2 separate regions of the Homo sapiens genome follow, and region 2 is linked to region 1. Evidence: chromatin contacts called from ENCODE Hi-C or POLR2A ChIA-PET data. All regions are on one chromosome and are shown on one strand. The core of a region is the stretch at or near the end of the contact, and the rest is flanking DNA. Distances in the headings are between cores, read along the strand shown. Region 1 overlaps TNRC18 (trinucleotide repeat containing 18). Region 2 has its middle 43 kb from the start of SLC29A4.

Region 1 (7,880 bases), core at 2,822-5,321:
CCAGGCTGGAGTGCAGTGCTGTGATCATGGCTCACTGCAACCTTGAACTCTTGGGCTCAAGCAGCCCTCCCACCTCAGCCTCCTGAGTAGCTGGGACTACAGGTGCATACCACCGTGCCCAGCTAATTTTTAAATTTTAAGTATAGACAAGGTCTTGCTGCATTGCCCAGGCTGGTCTCAAACTCTGTTCTCCTGCCTCAGCCTCTCAAAGTGTTGAGATTCCAGGCGTGAGCCACTGCACCCGGCTAGTGCTGTACTTCTGAAGCAGTGTAAAGGATGTTTTAAGGTCCCTGGAGTAACTATTGTGTGCTGCAAGTCTCTGTGGTTTCCGTTGCTGCAAGACTCTGTGGTTTCACCGGCGCTGCTGGTACTTTTGTGGTTTGTGGCCTCCACTCTCACCTGAAGGAAAACCCCATTTTTTTTTTAGAGGTTAAAATGTGAAAATGCAGGTGGGATTTTCTTTCCTACCCATTTACAGATTTCCTAAATTCTCTCTATGAACACCCCAGATTAAGAAAACTTGCTTTTAGACAACTTTATAATCGGGCCTGTTACCCTTTTTGCACTGGCCACTAGGAAGCTGAGGGCCAGTTGCTTCCTCCTCCTATTTGGATGCGTTCAGACTTAACAGCTAGGTTTTGACGGTATTCTGTCAAAATACCTCTCCACCCTGAGCCCTTGATATAGGAGGAACCCTCAAATAAGGGTGACATTCTAGAGAAGATCACAAAAAAGATGAGAGTCACATTGATTTCCTGACAAAGGGGTAGTAGTGAGGAAGGGGCCAGTGTAAGCACCATCCATAGGCACCTTGGATTTGTGCTCTTGTCTCCTGGTGGCAGAGGCCATCTCAGGTTTTTGAAGGCCTTGCAGGACAGGTGTCACAATTAGTCACAATAATAATAATGATTCAGCCGGGCACGGTGGCACACACCTGTAATCCCAGCACTTTGGGAGGCCAAGGTGGGTGGATCACTTGAGGTCAGGAGTTTGAGACCAGCCTGGCCAACATGACGAAATCCTGTCTCTACTAAAAAATACAAAAATTAGCCAGGCATGGTGGCGGGTGCCTGTAATCCCAGCTACTCAGGAGGCTGAGGCAGGAGAATCTCTTGAGCCCGGAAGGCGGAGGTTGCAGTGAGCTGAGATTGTGCCACTGCACTCCAGCCTGGGCGACAGAGTGAGACTCTGTCTCCAAAAATAAAATAATAATGCTACCAGGTAGCACATAGTAGGCCCAGACATGTTCTAACCCCTTCACTTCACACACTTACCATGCAGGACTGTGTGAAGTGGGTTTCTCCTATGAACCGCTCTCTATAGGTGGCTCACATATGGACAGGCACCAGACTGGCTGCGGTGGCTCACGCCTGCAATCCCAGCACTTTGAGGTGGGAGGATCCCTTGAGGCCAGGAGTTTTGAGACTGGCCTGGGCAACACAGCAAGACCCTGCCTCTACCAAAAAAAAAAAACAACAAAAAAACAATTAGCTGGGAGTGGTGGTGATCAGTGCCTATAGTCCCACCTACTCTGGAAGCTGGGGCAGGGGGATTGCTTGAGCCCAGGAGGTGAAGGCTGCAGTGAGCTATGATCATACTGCCTCACTCCAGCCTAGGCAACAGAACCCACAACTCTGTCTCAAAATAAAGAAAAAGGCTGTTTGCAGTGGCTCATTCCTGTAATCCTAGCACTTTGGGAGGCCGAGGTGGGCAGATCACCTGAGGTCAGGAGTTCAAGACCAGCCTGGTCAACATGGTGAAACTCCGTTTCTACTAAAAATAAAAAAATTAGCTGGGTGTGTTGGGGGGCACCTACCACACATTAACAGTGTCTGTTCTTGGGATGCTGAGATGTGGGGTGATTTTCCTTGGGTGTCTGAGCCTCCATTTGTCAACAATGAATCTGTTCTGTTCCAGGTTCCTGCTACAGTATCAAAAGGCAGACACTGGGTGAGCCTCTGGTATTATAGCTGGATATAATAGCTGGGTATTCAGCTGTTCAGATGCCAGGAATTGGAAACCCTGGGCCTCCAACAGAAGGAACTCTTGGGAAAGGCCCAAAGAGGCAATGTAGTCCAGTGGTTAAGGAGCCAGAACTGAAGCTAAAGCTACGTCCCCAGTGTTCAAAGCCCAACTCTATTGATCATTCCCTGCTGTAACCTTGGACAGATAGCTATCCTTTTTTTTTTTTTTTTTTTTTTTTTGAGACGGAGTCTCACTGTGTCGCCCAGGCTGAAGTGCAGTGGCACAAACTCGGCTCACTGCAACCTCCGCCTCCCAGGTTCAAGCAGTTCTCCTGCCTCAGCCTCCCAAGTAGCTGAGATTACAGGTGCCCACCACCATGCCCAGCTAATTTTTGTATTTTAGTAGAAACATGGTTTCACCATGTTGGTCAGGCTGATCTTGAACTCCTGACCTCAAATGATCTGCCCACCTCAGCCTCCCAAAGTGCTGGGATTACAGTTGTGGGCCACCGCTCCTGGCTGTATTCTGCTTTTCAGACTTAGTTCAGTCTGTGTTATATCATGTGTACTGCCACATGGGATGGGCTTTTACTTTTATTTTCTATCTTTTTTTTTTTTTTAAAGACAGAATCTGTCCTACTGCCCAGACTGGAGTACAGTGGTGAGATCTTGGCTCGCTGAAACCTCTGCCTCCCAGATTAAAGCGATTCTCTTGCCTCAGCCTCCCGAGTAGCTGGGATCACAGGCGCTCACCACCATGCTCGGCTCACTTTTGTATTTTTAGTAGAGACAAGGTTTCGCCATGTTGGCCAGTCTCGTCTCGAACTCCTGACCTCAGGTGATCGGCCCACCTCAGCCTCCCAATGTGTTGCGATTATAGGCATGAGCCACCACGCCTGGCCTTCTATCAATATTTTTATTGTATTTATTTATAAGAGACAGAGTCTTGCTCTGTTTCCCAGTCTGGAGTGCAGTGGTGATTGTAGCTGACTGCAGCCTCAAATTTCCAAGTTCGAGCAGTTTTCCTGCCTCAGTCTCCTCTGAGTAGGTGGGACCACAGTGGCACACCAACACACCTTGCTAATTTTTCTTTTAATAAGAGACGGTGGTCTCAGCCGGGCGCAATGGCTCATACCTGTAATCCCAGCACTTTGGGAGGCCGAGGCGGGTGGATCACGAGGTCAGGAGTTCGAGACCAGCCTAGCCAATATGGTGAAACCCCGCCTCTACTAAAAAAATACAAAAAAGTAGCCGGGTGTGGTGGCGGTCACCTGTAGTCCTAGCTACTCGGGAGGCCGAGGCAGAAGAATCGCTCGAACCCAGGAGGCGGAGGTTGCAGTGAGCCGAGATTGTGCCACTGCACTCCAGCCTGGGTGGCAGAGCGAGACTCTGTCTCAAAAAAAAAAAAAAGGCGGCGGCGGGGAAGGTGGTCTCACTGTGTTGCCCAGGCTGGTTTCAAACTCTTGGGCTCAAGTGATCCTCCTGCCTCGACCTCCCAAAGTGCTGGGATTACAGGTGTATACCACCACGTCTGACTAATTAAAAAAAAATTATTTTCGTGCAGATGGGGTGGGGTCTCCTTATGTTGCCCAGGATGGTCTTGAACTCCTGGGCTCAAGCAGTCCTCCTGCCTTGGCCTCCCGAAGCGTTGGGATTACAGGCGTGAGCCACCACACCTGGACATCAGTATTTTTTTTGTTTTTTGCGACAGAGTCTCACTCTTGTGGCCCAGGCTGGAGTACAGTGGTGCAACCTCAGCTCACTGCAACCTCTGCCTCCCGGGTTCAAGTGATTCTCTTGTCTCAGCCTCCAGAGTAGCTGGGATTACAGGCTCGTGCCCTCACGCCTAATTTTTGTATTTTTAGTAGAGACGGGGTTTCACCATGTTGGCTGGGCTGGTCTCGAACTCCTGGCCTCAAGTGATCCGCCTGCCTTGGCTTCCCGAAGTGCTGGGATTACAGGCGTGAGCCACCGCGCCTGGCTGTCAGTATTTTTAAATGGTTGAATGCCATCCCACTGCCTGCCTGTCTCCTGCCACTGACCCTGCTGGCGGTTGGTGGTTTGGGTGGTGATGGTGTTTTGCTGTCATAGTTACCAAAGCAGGCAGCGTCTCTGTTTTGCATACAGAACTTCTATCACGTCGGAAGTTATTTTCTTATTTACTTTATGTTTTTTTTACAAAAAAGTAGGGGAAGGCACCCAGCCGTGGGTTTTCAGATCAAAGGGAAAGAAACAGTTACTGGCTTTATCTGATTATAACAGTAATTTGGAAGATAAAGAAAAGAAAAATCCATTCAGGCCTTTTTTTTTCTGCTGTCATTTCCTTTTGTTTCCCTGTGGGTACAGCTGCAGGGACATGTACCAGGAGCTGCAGCTATCTGCTTAATGACGGATCCCAGAGATAAGGGGACAGCGCCACTAACATTCTTTCAGCGCCTAAGATGCCTCTGATTCCAGAAGGATGACTTGCATTAAAGAGTTCAGCAGCAACAAGAAAATAAAACACACAGACACACACACACACACACACACACACACACACACACACACGCACAAACACACACATATATATTTTTCCCCCCCAAAATGGGGATTAAACTGTATATTCTTTTTCCCTAGAACATACCATTTTTTGTTTCTTTTAATGCTCTCTGCTTTGACTTTCATTTTGGATATGGACGCTGTGACTTCTGTTGTTGTCTTGGTAGCATTTGACCATTGTTATCTTTATTTATTACTTTTCTACCTCTCCTGGCCTTGGCCATTTGTTTTGGTGGTTGTTGTTGTTTGTTTGTTTTTTGACACAGAGTCTCACTCTGTCGCCCAGGCTGGAGTGCAGTGGCACGATGTCGGCTCACTGTAACGTCCGTCTCCTGGTTCAAGCGATTCTCCTGCCTCAGCCTCCCGAGTAGCTGGGACTACAGGCGTGTGCCACCATGCCCAGCTACTTTTTTATATTTTTAGTAGAGATGGGGTTTCACCGTGTTAGCCAGGATGGTCTCGATCTCCTGACCTCGTGATCCGCCCGCCTCGGCCTCCCAAAGTGCTGGGATTACAGGCAGGAGCCACTGCACCTGGCCTTTTTTTTTTTTTCCTTAATTTTATTTTATTTTTGAGACGGAGTTTTGCTCTTTTTTGCCCAGGCTGGAGTGTGGTGGCGCGATCTCGGCTCACTGCAACCTCCGCCTACCGGGTGCAAGTGATGATTCTGCCTCAGCCACCCGAGTAGCTGAGATTACAGGCACCCGCCACCATGCCCAGCTAATGGCCATTTGTTTTAGACGTGTCCCTTTTAGAAAGTGTAGATTTTTTAGCTGGGCATGGCGGTACATGTCTGTAGTCCAAGCTACTTGGGAGGCTGAGGCAGGAGGATTGCTTGAGCCCAGGAGGTTGAGGCTATCAGTCAGCTGTCATTGTGCCATGGCACTCCAGCCTGGGCAACACAGCCAGACCCTGTCTCAAAAACAACAACAAAACAGAGAGTGAAAAAACGGAGGCAGCCTACAGGCCCTTCTCATCGCGGGGGTGGTTAAAGTAAGTGCATTAGGGTTTCTCCATACCTTGGCTCAATAGGCTGCTGTTAAAATGAAGCTCCTTTCATATGTATCAGTCATGTTGAGGGGAAACGTTGCAAAGCAGGACTGTTGGTAAATTCCCACTTTTTTTTTTTTAAAATACTGTGTGTGCATGGTTGTGTCTGCGTAGCCTTCATATTTACACGGTTGTGTGTGCTTGTGGAAAGTTCTAGAAGGATACACCATGCTGTTACTAGTAGCTGACTCTGTGGAGTTGGTAGGAGGGTCACTGGAGAGGAACTTGCAACATATATACACTTCAGTGGTGTCTTTTTTGGGCAGACGGGGCAACAAGTAATATATACTAGTAATAAGATAATACACGTTAAAAACAGCCTGTAATCCCAGCACTTTGGAAGGCCAAGGCGGGAGGATTGCTTGAGACCAGGAGTTTGAGACCAGCCTGGGCAACATAGCAAGACCCTGTCTCTAAAAAAATAAAAACTTAGCTGGGTGTGGTGGTGTGCACCTGTAGTCCAGCTACTCAGGAGGCTGAGGTAGGAGGATAACGTGAGCCCAGGAGGTCGAGGCTGCATTTAGTGGTGATGGTGCCACAGTCCTCTGGCCTGGGCAACAGAGCGAGACCTTGTCTCTAAAAAAAAAAAAAAAAAAAAAAAAAAAAATTGCAGGGCGCGTTTGCTCATGCCTGTAATCCCAGCACTTTGGGAGGCCGAGGCGGGCAGATCACAAGGTCAGGAGATCGAGACCATCCTCGCAAACACGGTAAAACCCCGTCTCTACTGAAAATACAAAAACATTAGCCAGGTGTGGTGGCGGGTGCCTGTAGTCCCAGCTACTCGGGAGGCTGAGGCAGGAGAATGGCGTGAACCCGGGAGGCAGAGCTTGCAGTGAGCCAAGATCGCGCCACTGCGCTCCAGCCTCGGTGACAGAGCGAGACTCCGTCTCAAAAAAAAAAAAACAAAAAAAAACCCAAAACCAAAAACGCTTGCAGGAAGAGAGAGAAGGGGTGTTTTGTTCCTCCTGGGAGGGCGCACTTGGGGTGGCACAGAACTTGGGGGTGAGTGAGTGAGGGGGACAGGGGTGCTGCCTGTGCTTTCCCTGCCGTTTGATGGCTCCTCTCTGCTGCTTCCTCCTCCAGAAGAAGAAAGGGAAAGAGGCTGGGCCAGGAGCTGGGCTGCCGCCGCCCCGAGCTCCTGCCTTGCCCTCTGAGGCCAGGGCTCCTCACGCCAGCTCCCTGACCGCTGCCAAAAGGAGCAAAGCCAAGGCCAAAGGGAAGGAGGTGAAGAAGGAGGTGAGGCTCACCGTGCCCTGGTTGGGGGCTGTGGGGGGCTCAGCCATGCTCCTGTGGTCAGGGCAGGGGGCTCCACCTGCTCCTCTGTATTCACCCTCCCTATAGCTGTGGCTCAGAGAGGTTGCGGGTGACGAGGGTGATGTGGCCGTCCCCACACTCCAGGGATAAGGAGATACTGGGGACTCTGCTCCTGTCCTCAGGAAATGTCTGCTCTAGCGGGGGCGAGGGACACTGGAACAGAGACCAGGAGACCTGGGTGACAGGCCCCCAGCCCAGCACCAGGTCCTCACAGGGCCCTCAGGCTTGGGTGAATCTGCCCGAGTGGCAGATGATGGCATGTCCACTCCCCACACCTGCTAGCCCCTGCCCGAGTGGTTTTTCCTCAAGCCCATTGGGTGGAAATGCTGGAGATGCTGCTGAAGTTTCTCTAAGAAGGGAACGGAGGCACCTGCCATAGTGATGGACTGAGGTATGGTAGTGAGTACTGAGTGCTGAGTGCTGATACTGAGCACAGAGTACTGAGTATTGAGCACCGAGTACTGAGCATGGGCCAGCTGGGTTTTGGGCCCATTTCACCTTCCCCCTGGCCTCTGGGGTGCCCCTAACTGGGATCCCTGCCATGCACATGACAGATTCCCCCTGCGGCCTGACTGTGGCTCCAGGTTTCCAGAGAGGGTCCCCAACCCGGCAGGACCCCTGTTCAGGTCCTAAGTCATTTGTCGGCCATGTTCTGTCCCCAGAACCGCGGCAAGGGGGGTGCCGTGAGCAAGCTGATGGAGAGCATGGCAGCCGAGGAGGACTTTGAACCCAACCAAGACTCGAGCTTCTCTGAGGACGAGCACCTGCCGCGTGGCGGGGCTGTGGAGCGGCCGCTGACCCCGGGTGAGTGGCCGTGATGCCACATGTGCCGGGCGGGGCTGCTGGAGCCTCCCTTGGGGGAGGCAGATCTGAGCAAGGCTTGAGACTGAAGGGCTGGGCTAGCTGGGGGCAGGGAACCACAGGAGCAGAGATCCTGAGGCTGAGTTATCCGGGTCGATGAGAAGGCTGGACTGGCTGCAGCTTAGTCAACTGCAGATGAGGCAAGAGAGC
Region 2 (7,880 bases), core at 1,502-4,001, 87 kb after region 1:
TGGGGCAGTGGCCAGGGACCCTCCTGGGGGCCATTTGTCAGCACCAAGGAGGCTGCAGGGACCTGACTGCGAGTCTGTCAAGAAGAGGGCCGCAGGCAGCCTGGGGCATGGTGCCATGGTCTGGGCTTGGGGGTGGATGGTGGCCAATCCCAGAACGCATCTCTGCATCTCAGAAGGGGCCCAGGGAAGCCAGGGTGGGGTGGCTGAGGGTGGGGAGCTATGCAGATCCTGGCTCTTCAGACAAGGACAGCAGGGGCCTCCCCCGGCCCTGTTCCCTCAGCCTCTGCCAGGAGCAACTGAACCCTGTCCTGCCCTGTGCCACCAGCTGGGATGAGTTACCTTGCCCAGGAGAGTCTTCTATTTGGGGAGGGGTGTTTTGTGAGCAAAGTGCCCTGAAGCCAATGGGTCACTGTGCACACCATGAGGCGTTTCTTTCATTCTAAGGTGTCACTTAGTTACGGATTTCCAGGGGACAGGTGGCCAAATTAATGACCCTGGGCTGTGAAACACTCCAATTTTCTTTCTTTCTTTCTTTCTTTCTTTCTTTCTTTCTTTCTTTCTTTCTTTCTTGCTTGCTTGCTTGCTTGCTTGCTTTCTCTCTTTCTTTCCCTTCCTTCCTTCCTTTCTTTCTTTCTCTCTCTTTCCCTTCCTTCCTTTCTTTCTTTCTCTCTCTCTTTCTTTCCCTTCCTTCCTTTCTTTCTCTCTCTTTCTTTTCCTTCCTTCCTTCCTTCCTTCCTTTCTTTCTCTCTTTCTTTCCCTTCCTTCCTTCTTTCCTTCCTTCCTTTCTTTCATTCTTTCTTTCTTTCTCTCTCTCTTTCTTTTCCTTCCTTCCTTTCTTTCTATCTTTCTCTCTCTCTCTTTCTTTCCCTCCCTCCCTCCCTCCCTCTCTCTCTCTTTCTTTCTTTCTTTCTGACAGAGTCTCACTCTGTTACCCAGGCTGGAGTGTAGGGGTGCGATCTTAACTCGCTGCAATCTCCGCTTCCTGGGTTGAAGCGATTCTCGTGCCTCAGCCTCCTGAGTAGCTGGGAGTACAGGCACGCACCACCAAGCCTGGTTAATTTTTGTATTTTTTAAAGGAGACGGGGCTTTGCCATGTTGGCCAGGCTGGCCTCGAACTCCTGGCCTCGAATGATCCACCTGCCTTGGCCTTCCAAAGTGCTGGGATTACAGGCGTGAGCCACCGTGCCCCGCCCCTAACACTCCAATTTCATAAACACCACCACAGGGAAGGAATGGTCTTAGAATGAGTAGGTGGCTGCGTGTGGTGCCTCATGACTGTATTCCCAGCACTTTGGGAAACTGAGGTAGGAGGACTGCTTGAGCCCAGGAGTTTAAGACCAGCCTGGGCAATGTACCGAGAACCTGCCTCTACAAAAAGGCATAGTAGTGGGCACCAGGAGTCCCAGCTACTTGGGAGACTGAGGTGGGAGGATCACTTGAGCCCAGGAGGTTGAGGCTGCAGTGAGCTGTGATCCCACCACTGCACTCCAGCCTGGGTGACAGAGTGAGACCCGAACTCTAAAAGAAAAAAGAAAGAATGAGGCTGGGTGCAGCGGCTCATGCCTGTAATCCCAGCACTTTGGGAGGCCGAGGCAGGCGGATCACCTAAGGTCAGGAGTTCGAGACCAGCCTGGCCAACATGGCGAAACCTCATCTCTACTAAAAGTACAAAAATTACCCAGGCGTGGTGGCACGTGCCTGTAATCCCAGATACTCGGGAGGCTGAGGCAGGAGAATCGCTTGAACCTGGGAGGCGGAGGTTGCGGTGAGCTGAGATTGTACCACTGCACTCCAGCATGGGTGACAGAGTGAAACTCCATCTCAAAAAAAAAAAAAAAAAAGGAAGGAAGGAGGGAGGGAGGGAAGGAAGGAAGGGAGGGAAAAAAAAGAGAGAAAGGACCATGTATTGCCCAGGCAGAGCCTTATGGTTTACACTCACTGCTCTCGAACCTCACTCCCTGTACCTGCTGTTATCTCCGTGGGATGCAGGGAAGCCAAGGGCCTCTCTAGCACTTTCTCCATCCTGAGGTGCTGGGCAGCTCTCTCCTCAGGCTCTCTCGGGAGCTGTCTGTGCTTGGCCACCCTCCTTCCCCGGGGACATATCAGACTACACAGTGCCTGCTTCAGAGCAGACAGCGTTTGCTGGTGCGGGGTGTGTGTGTGTGTGTGTGTGTGTGTGTGCGCACGTGTCTATGTGTGTGTGTGTTGGGAGAGCCTCTGTCTGAAGGCTGAGGTCAGGAGCTCAGAGTCAAGCCGTCTGGGGGTGATGCTCCGGTCGCCCTCTCTAGATCTGACTGGCTTTTTCTTTTTCTTTCTTTCTTTTTTTTTTGACATGCACTCTCACTCTGTCGCCCAGGCTGGAGTGCAGTGGCGCGATCTCGGCTCACTGCAACGTCCGCCTCCCAGGTTCAAGTTAGTGTTCTGCCTCGGCCTCCTGAGTAGCTGGGATTACAGGCGCCCGCTACCATGCCCAGCTAATTTTTGTATTTTTAGTAGAGACGGGGTTTCACCATGTTGGCCAGGCTGGCCTCAAACTCCTGACCTCAGGTGATCCGCCTGTCTCAGCCTCCCAAAGTGCTGGGATTACAGACGTGAGCCACCTCGCCCGGCCTGACCGGCTTTATCGATTCACCATTTTAAATGGTGATGAATCGGCTCTCCCGCGGGGGAATGGCATGATTAGGAAACAGGTCGTTGAGAGGGGAGGGGTGGCCAATAAGAAGGCAGGCGGCCAGGAGGCCGTGGGGCTACAGACAGGGGAGGGAGCTGCCGCTGGAATGGAGTCCCACTGTGGCAAGGTCACCCTCTCCCCGGAGGGAGAGGCGCCCTCCGAGACCCACATTCATCCACAGGCGGTAACGAGAACAGAGTGAAATTCCCATTGTCGGAGGAAGCCAGGTTTCTCCACGGCCTCTGTTTGCCATTTTTGCATTGGGAGTTCATTCAAACTAGCACATTGGCGAAGCTCCCGGGTGCGACCGCCCAGCCCCCAAGGACACAGTCTGACCAGGGCACCCTCCCCCACAGCTCGCCAACCCACCAGCCCCGCAGATGTCTGCACAGTTGGGAGACTTCCACCACCTAGTGGCCGTGAAGAAAACCATCCACCCTCCTCAGAGCTCGGGGTTGGGAGGAGACTCAGGCGGCTCCTGAGGTCCTGATGGTCTATCCGTCTGTGTCTCGCAGCGTTAGGGTCCAGAGAAACACAGGAAAGGCAGGGCGGGGGCGGGGAGGGGTGCAGGGGAGCTCACCTGGCCCGGCCTGCCTCCCTTGTCTACCCAGCTTGCAGGGCCTCAGCAGCTCCAGGAGTCTGACAACAGCGCTCTGGGGAGGAAAATCTTACCAAGGAAGAGTTTGTAACTGTAGCATGCTTGTAAACTAGAATATTATTATTTTTTTTTTTGGTAGAGGCTGCGGCGGGTCTCAAACTGTTGCCCAGGCTGGTCTCGAACTCCTGGCCTCAAGTGATCTTCCTGTCTCAGCCTCCTGAGTAGCTGGGCATATCAGCCCACCTGGCTAATTTTTTTTTTTTTTTTTTTTTTTTTTTTTGAGCTGGAGTCTCGCTCTGTCGCCCAGGCTGGAGTGCAGTGGCGCGATCTCGGCTCACTGCAAGCTCCGCCTCCCGGGTTCACGCCATTCTCCTGGCTCAGCCTCCCGAGTAGCTGGGACTACAGGCGCCCGCCACCACGCCCGCCTAAGTTTTTGTATTTTTAGTAGAGAGGGGGTTTTACCGTGTTAGCTGGGATGGTCTTGATCTCCTGACCTTGTGATTCTCCTGCCTCGGCCTCCAAAGTGCTGGGATTACAGGCGTGACCCACCATGCCCGGCCACACCTGGCTAATTTTTTAATTTTTCGTAAAGACGGGGGTCTTGCTCTGTTGCCCAGGCTGGTCTTCAACTCCCAGCCTCAAGCAATCCTCTCACCTCGGGCTCTCAAAGTGCTGGGATTACAGGTGTGAGCCACTGTGCCTGGCCCCTAGGATACTATTTTATATTTCTAAAGATATCTGCATTATTTATTTATTTATTTATTTATTTTTGAGACAGAGTCTCACTCTGTCGTCCAGGCTGGAGTGCGGTGGCGCCATCTCGGCTCACTGCAACCTCCGCCTCCCGGGTTCAAGCGATTCTCCTGCCTCGGCCTCCCGAGTTGCTGGGATTACAGGCACGCGCCACCACGCTCAGCCAATTTTTTTATATTTTTAGTAGAGATGGGGTTTCACCACGTTGGCCAGGCTGGTCTCGAACTCCTGACCTTGTGATCTGCCTGCCTCGGCCTACCAAAGTGCTGCGATTCCAGGCGTGAGCCACCGCGCTCAGGCAATTTTTTGTATTTTTAGTAGAGACGGGGTTTCACCATTTTGGCCAGGCTGGTCTCGAACTCCTGACCTCGTGATCCGCCCGCATCAGCCTCCCGAAGTGCTGGGATTCCAGGCGGGACCCTCTGCGCCCACCGGGTGCTTGGCTTTAAAGGTGACTTGTCCTCCCGCCCACGCCATTCCTCAGAGTCACTGCAGGACTGAATGAATGGCGAGGGCAGGCGGGCAGGAGGCTCCAGGACTTCCTTCAGAGCCCGTTTCATTTTACTTAGGGCTTCTGCTAGTTAGTACCCGTGTGCTCTGGGATGCTGGTTTAAGCAGAAAATCCCAGCTGTTATTTCCAAAGCTGGTGGCGGAGTTTAGAAGTTTCTCGACTTAACATGCACCGTGCCTCCTCACACCGAGCGCAGATCCGCGCCCTGCAGACAGAGCTGTGCGCGCCAGGGAGCCAGTTCCCCAACCCTGCCGTTCTGCGGCCCTCGGTGGACTTCGGTCCGAACTCTCCCAGGTCCCCAGGCTCAGGCACAGGCTCAGCACTAAACGCACCAGGGAAGGTCAAGAGGAGGGCGCTGAGGGGACCTCCCCGAGGGAGAGGAAAGGCAGGGAAAAGTCTTCAGATTCCCTTGAGGAAAGGTGCTTCGCCGTCGCAGGGAGCCCAAGCACATTTCTGCGCTGACCCACTAAAAAGTAATGTCGCACAGGAAGAAAAAGCCACTTCTAAAAGCAGCAACAGGGCCGGGCGCAGTGGCTCACGCCCGTAATCTCAACACTTTGGGAGGTCGAGTCGGGTGGATCACCTGAGGTCAGGAGGTTTTTTTGTTTGTTTGTTTGTTTGTTTTTTGTGACAGAGTCTTGCTCTGTCGCCCAGCCTGGAGTGCAGTGGCGTGATCTTGGCTCACTGCAACCTCCGTCTCGCAGGTTCAAGTGATTCTTCTGCCTCAGCCTCCCGAGTAGCTGGGACTACAGGGGCGCACCACCAAGCCAGGCTAATTTTTTTTTCTTTTTTAGTAGAGACGGGGTTTCACCATATTGGCCAGGCTGGTCTCGAACTCCTGACCTCAGGTGATCCGCCCACTTCAGCCTCCCAAAGTGCTGGGATTACAGGCGTGAGCCACCGCGCCCGGCCGAGGCCAGGAGTTTGAGAACAGCCTTGGAAACATGGTGGAACCTCGTCTCTACAGAAACATGCAAAATTATCCAGGCTTGGTGGTGCGCACCTGTAATCCCAGCTACTCCAGAGGCTGAGGCAGGAGAACTGCTTGAACCTGAGAGGTGGAGGTTGCAGTGACCCAAGATCATGTCATTGCACTCCAGCCTGGGCTACAGAGCGAGACTCCCATCTCAAAGAAAAAAAAAATAAAATCAGAAGCAGAAGCTGTAACAGAAACAGAAATCAGCACAGGGAATAGTGGAGTCTTGTGTGTGTCCGAGGGATGACACGATGCTCAGCGTCTGCTCAGACAGACGGTGGCTGTGAGAAGCCCTGATGGGAGAGCTGCCAGCCTGGACAGCCGGCTGTGAAGACTCCACGCCAACCAACGTCCCGCAGGCCGCACGGAGATGGGCAGGACCGAAACACACAAGGCTTGGCCTTTGATGAAAAGGAACTCCCCAAGCCAGAAGGAAGTGTGTGATGAAGCAATTCAGCTCAGAGAAGGATGTGCTTCTAGAAGAATCGCCGCATCAGCACTATGTTTAAACTCACATGCTAATCCAAACATGGACCGGCAAGAACGCAGGCGGAACAGGTCCACCGTGTCCTGGCCCACGCACAAGCGGGCCAGCTGTTCCACCAACGCAATCATTCAGCTGCGGCGACACCCGGAGGGGCTCCCCTGTGTAATGCCCCCCACCCTGGGAGAGCTGGGTTTCTTTTTGTTTTCTTTTTTCTTTTTCTTTTTTTTTTTTTTGAGACGGAGGCTCACTCTGTCGCCAGGCTGGAGTGCAGTGGGCGATCTCGGCTTACTGCAAGCTCCACCTCCCGGGTTCAGGCCATTCTCCTGCCTCAGCCTCCCGAGTAGCTGAAACTACAGGCGCCTGCAACCACGCCCGGCTACTTTTTTGTATTTTTAGTAGAGACGGGGTTTCACCGTGTTAGCCAGGACTATCTCGATCTCCTGACCTCGTGATCCACCCGCCTCGGCCTCCCAAAGTGCTGGGATTACAGGTGTGAGCCACCACGCCTGGCCGAGTTGGGTTTCTTTAAAAGATTTTAGTCAGGCTTCTGGCATTTTGCTATAATATTCTAGGTAGAATTATAGGGCAATTTGGTACAAATTAGATGTTTAAGGCTGGGCTCGGTGGCTCATGCCTGTAATCCCAGTACTTCGGGAGGCCGAGGTGGGTGGATCACGAAGTCAGGAATTCGAGACCAGTCTGACCAACGTGGTGAAACCCCGTCTCTACTAAAAGTACAAAAATTAGCCTTGCGTGGTGGTGGGCACCTGTAATCCCAGCTACTCAGGAGGCTGAGGCAGGAGAATCGCTTGAACTTGGGAGGCAGAGGTTGCAGTGAGCTGAGATCGCACCACTGCACTCCAGCCTGGGTGACAGAGTGAGACTGTCTCAAAAACAAACCAAACAAACAAAAACAAATGAGATGTTCAGCCTGTGAGTAGGCAACAAAAAAATAGAACACAGGTTTTAATTTTAAGAGAGGGGGTCTTGCTATGTGGTCCAGACTGGCCTTGCCTCAAATTGCTGGTCTCAAGCGATCCTCCTGCCTTGGCCTCCCAAGAAGCTGGGATTATAGGTGTGAGCCACCACGTCCAATTCTTTAGCGTGTTATAAAATGCTGATAGCAATGGGCTTTCAGTCAGATTTGGTGGGGGAATGTAATCAGTATGTTCACCTGAAGCTCAGGCAGGCACACACACACACACTCACAGACACACACACACACACACATGCACGCACACTGGCAGCACCAAAAACAGCTTCACCTAAAATGAAGTGTTAAGAGGAATCTATTTACATTATAACTAACTATAGAAAGAAACGATGTAGAGGTGAGGAATCAAGACAGTCTCTTCACATTCTGAACTTTAGAAAGATTTCATTTTTCTTTTTTCTTTTTTTTTTTTTTGAGACAGAGCTGTGCTCTGTCACCCAGGCTGGAGTGCAGTGGCATGATCTCTGTTCACTGCAAACTCTGCCTCCCGGGTTCAAGCGATTCTCCTGCCTCAGCCTCCTGAGTTGCTGGGATTACAGGCACATGCCACCATGCCCATGTATTTTTAGTAGAGACGGGGTTTCACCATGTTGGTCAAGCTGGTCTCAAACGCCTGACCTTGTGATCCACCCGCCTTGGCCTCCCAAAGTGCTGGGATTACAATAGGCATGAGCCACCGCGCCCGGCCTCATTTTTCTAAATTAGAGACTTTCCTAGCTGGTTATTAGGGAAGGGTAAGAACTGGTCACATCTCAAAACCCTGAGATTGGTTTTGTTTTGTTTTTGTGCTTCAGAAAAACCCACAGATTGAAAAGGTATGACATAGGTGAAGGGTTATGACCTGGGTCAGAACTAAAAGATACGTCAGAAAAACCCTATCTGCTTGGCCA

Evidence for each region. Hi-C counts contacts between places; a loop is a spot of excess contacts on that map. ChIA-PET counts read pairs that join two places held with the same protein, here RNA polymerase II (POLR2A). Pooled maps may share reads with other maps.
Region 2: a loop to region 1 is called in a map of mammary epithelial cell, with 3 times the contacts of the local background. The contact joins two enhancer-like sites. A Hi-C loop is called at or near these places in 4 of 168 maps with a recorded cell type or tissue (CD4-positive, alpha-beta memory T cell, GM12878, heart right ventricle and 1 more), 15 of 37 single-sample maps with no recorded cell type and 8 of 50 pooled maps. POLR2A ChIA-PET finds 5 or more read pairs at or near these places in 4 of 52 experiments (AG04450, H1, OCI-LY7 and 1 more).

Annotation. Positions count from the first base shown.
Region 1 is chr7:5,324,007-5,331,886 of GRCh38, reverse strand. It overlaps TNRC18 (trinucleotide repeat containing 18), which reads left to right. Exons shown (of 30, transcript NM_001080495.3): 20 at 6,639-6,791; 21 at 7,532-7,673. Among named protein-coding and RNA genes, the nearest start is that of SLC29A4, 45 kb to the right of the region's middle. Within about 2 kb of position 4,071, at least 3 of the 41 ENCODE cell types and tissues checked have a DNase peak (open chromatin) inside an H3K27ac peak, as active enhancers do.
Region 2 is chr7:5,235,569-5,243,448 of GRCh38, reverse strand. No RefSeq gene overlaps it. Among named protein-coding and RNA genes, the nearest start is that of SLC29A4, 43 kb to the left of the region's middle. RefSeq lists enhancers at 2,374-2,463, 2,937-3,231. Within about 2 kb of position 2,751, at least 9 of the 41 ENCODE cell types and tissues checked have a DNase peak (open chromatin) inside an H3K27ac peak, as active enhancers do.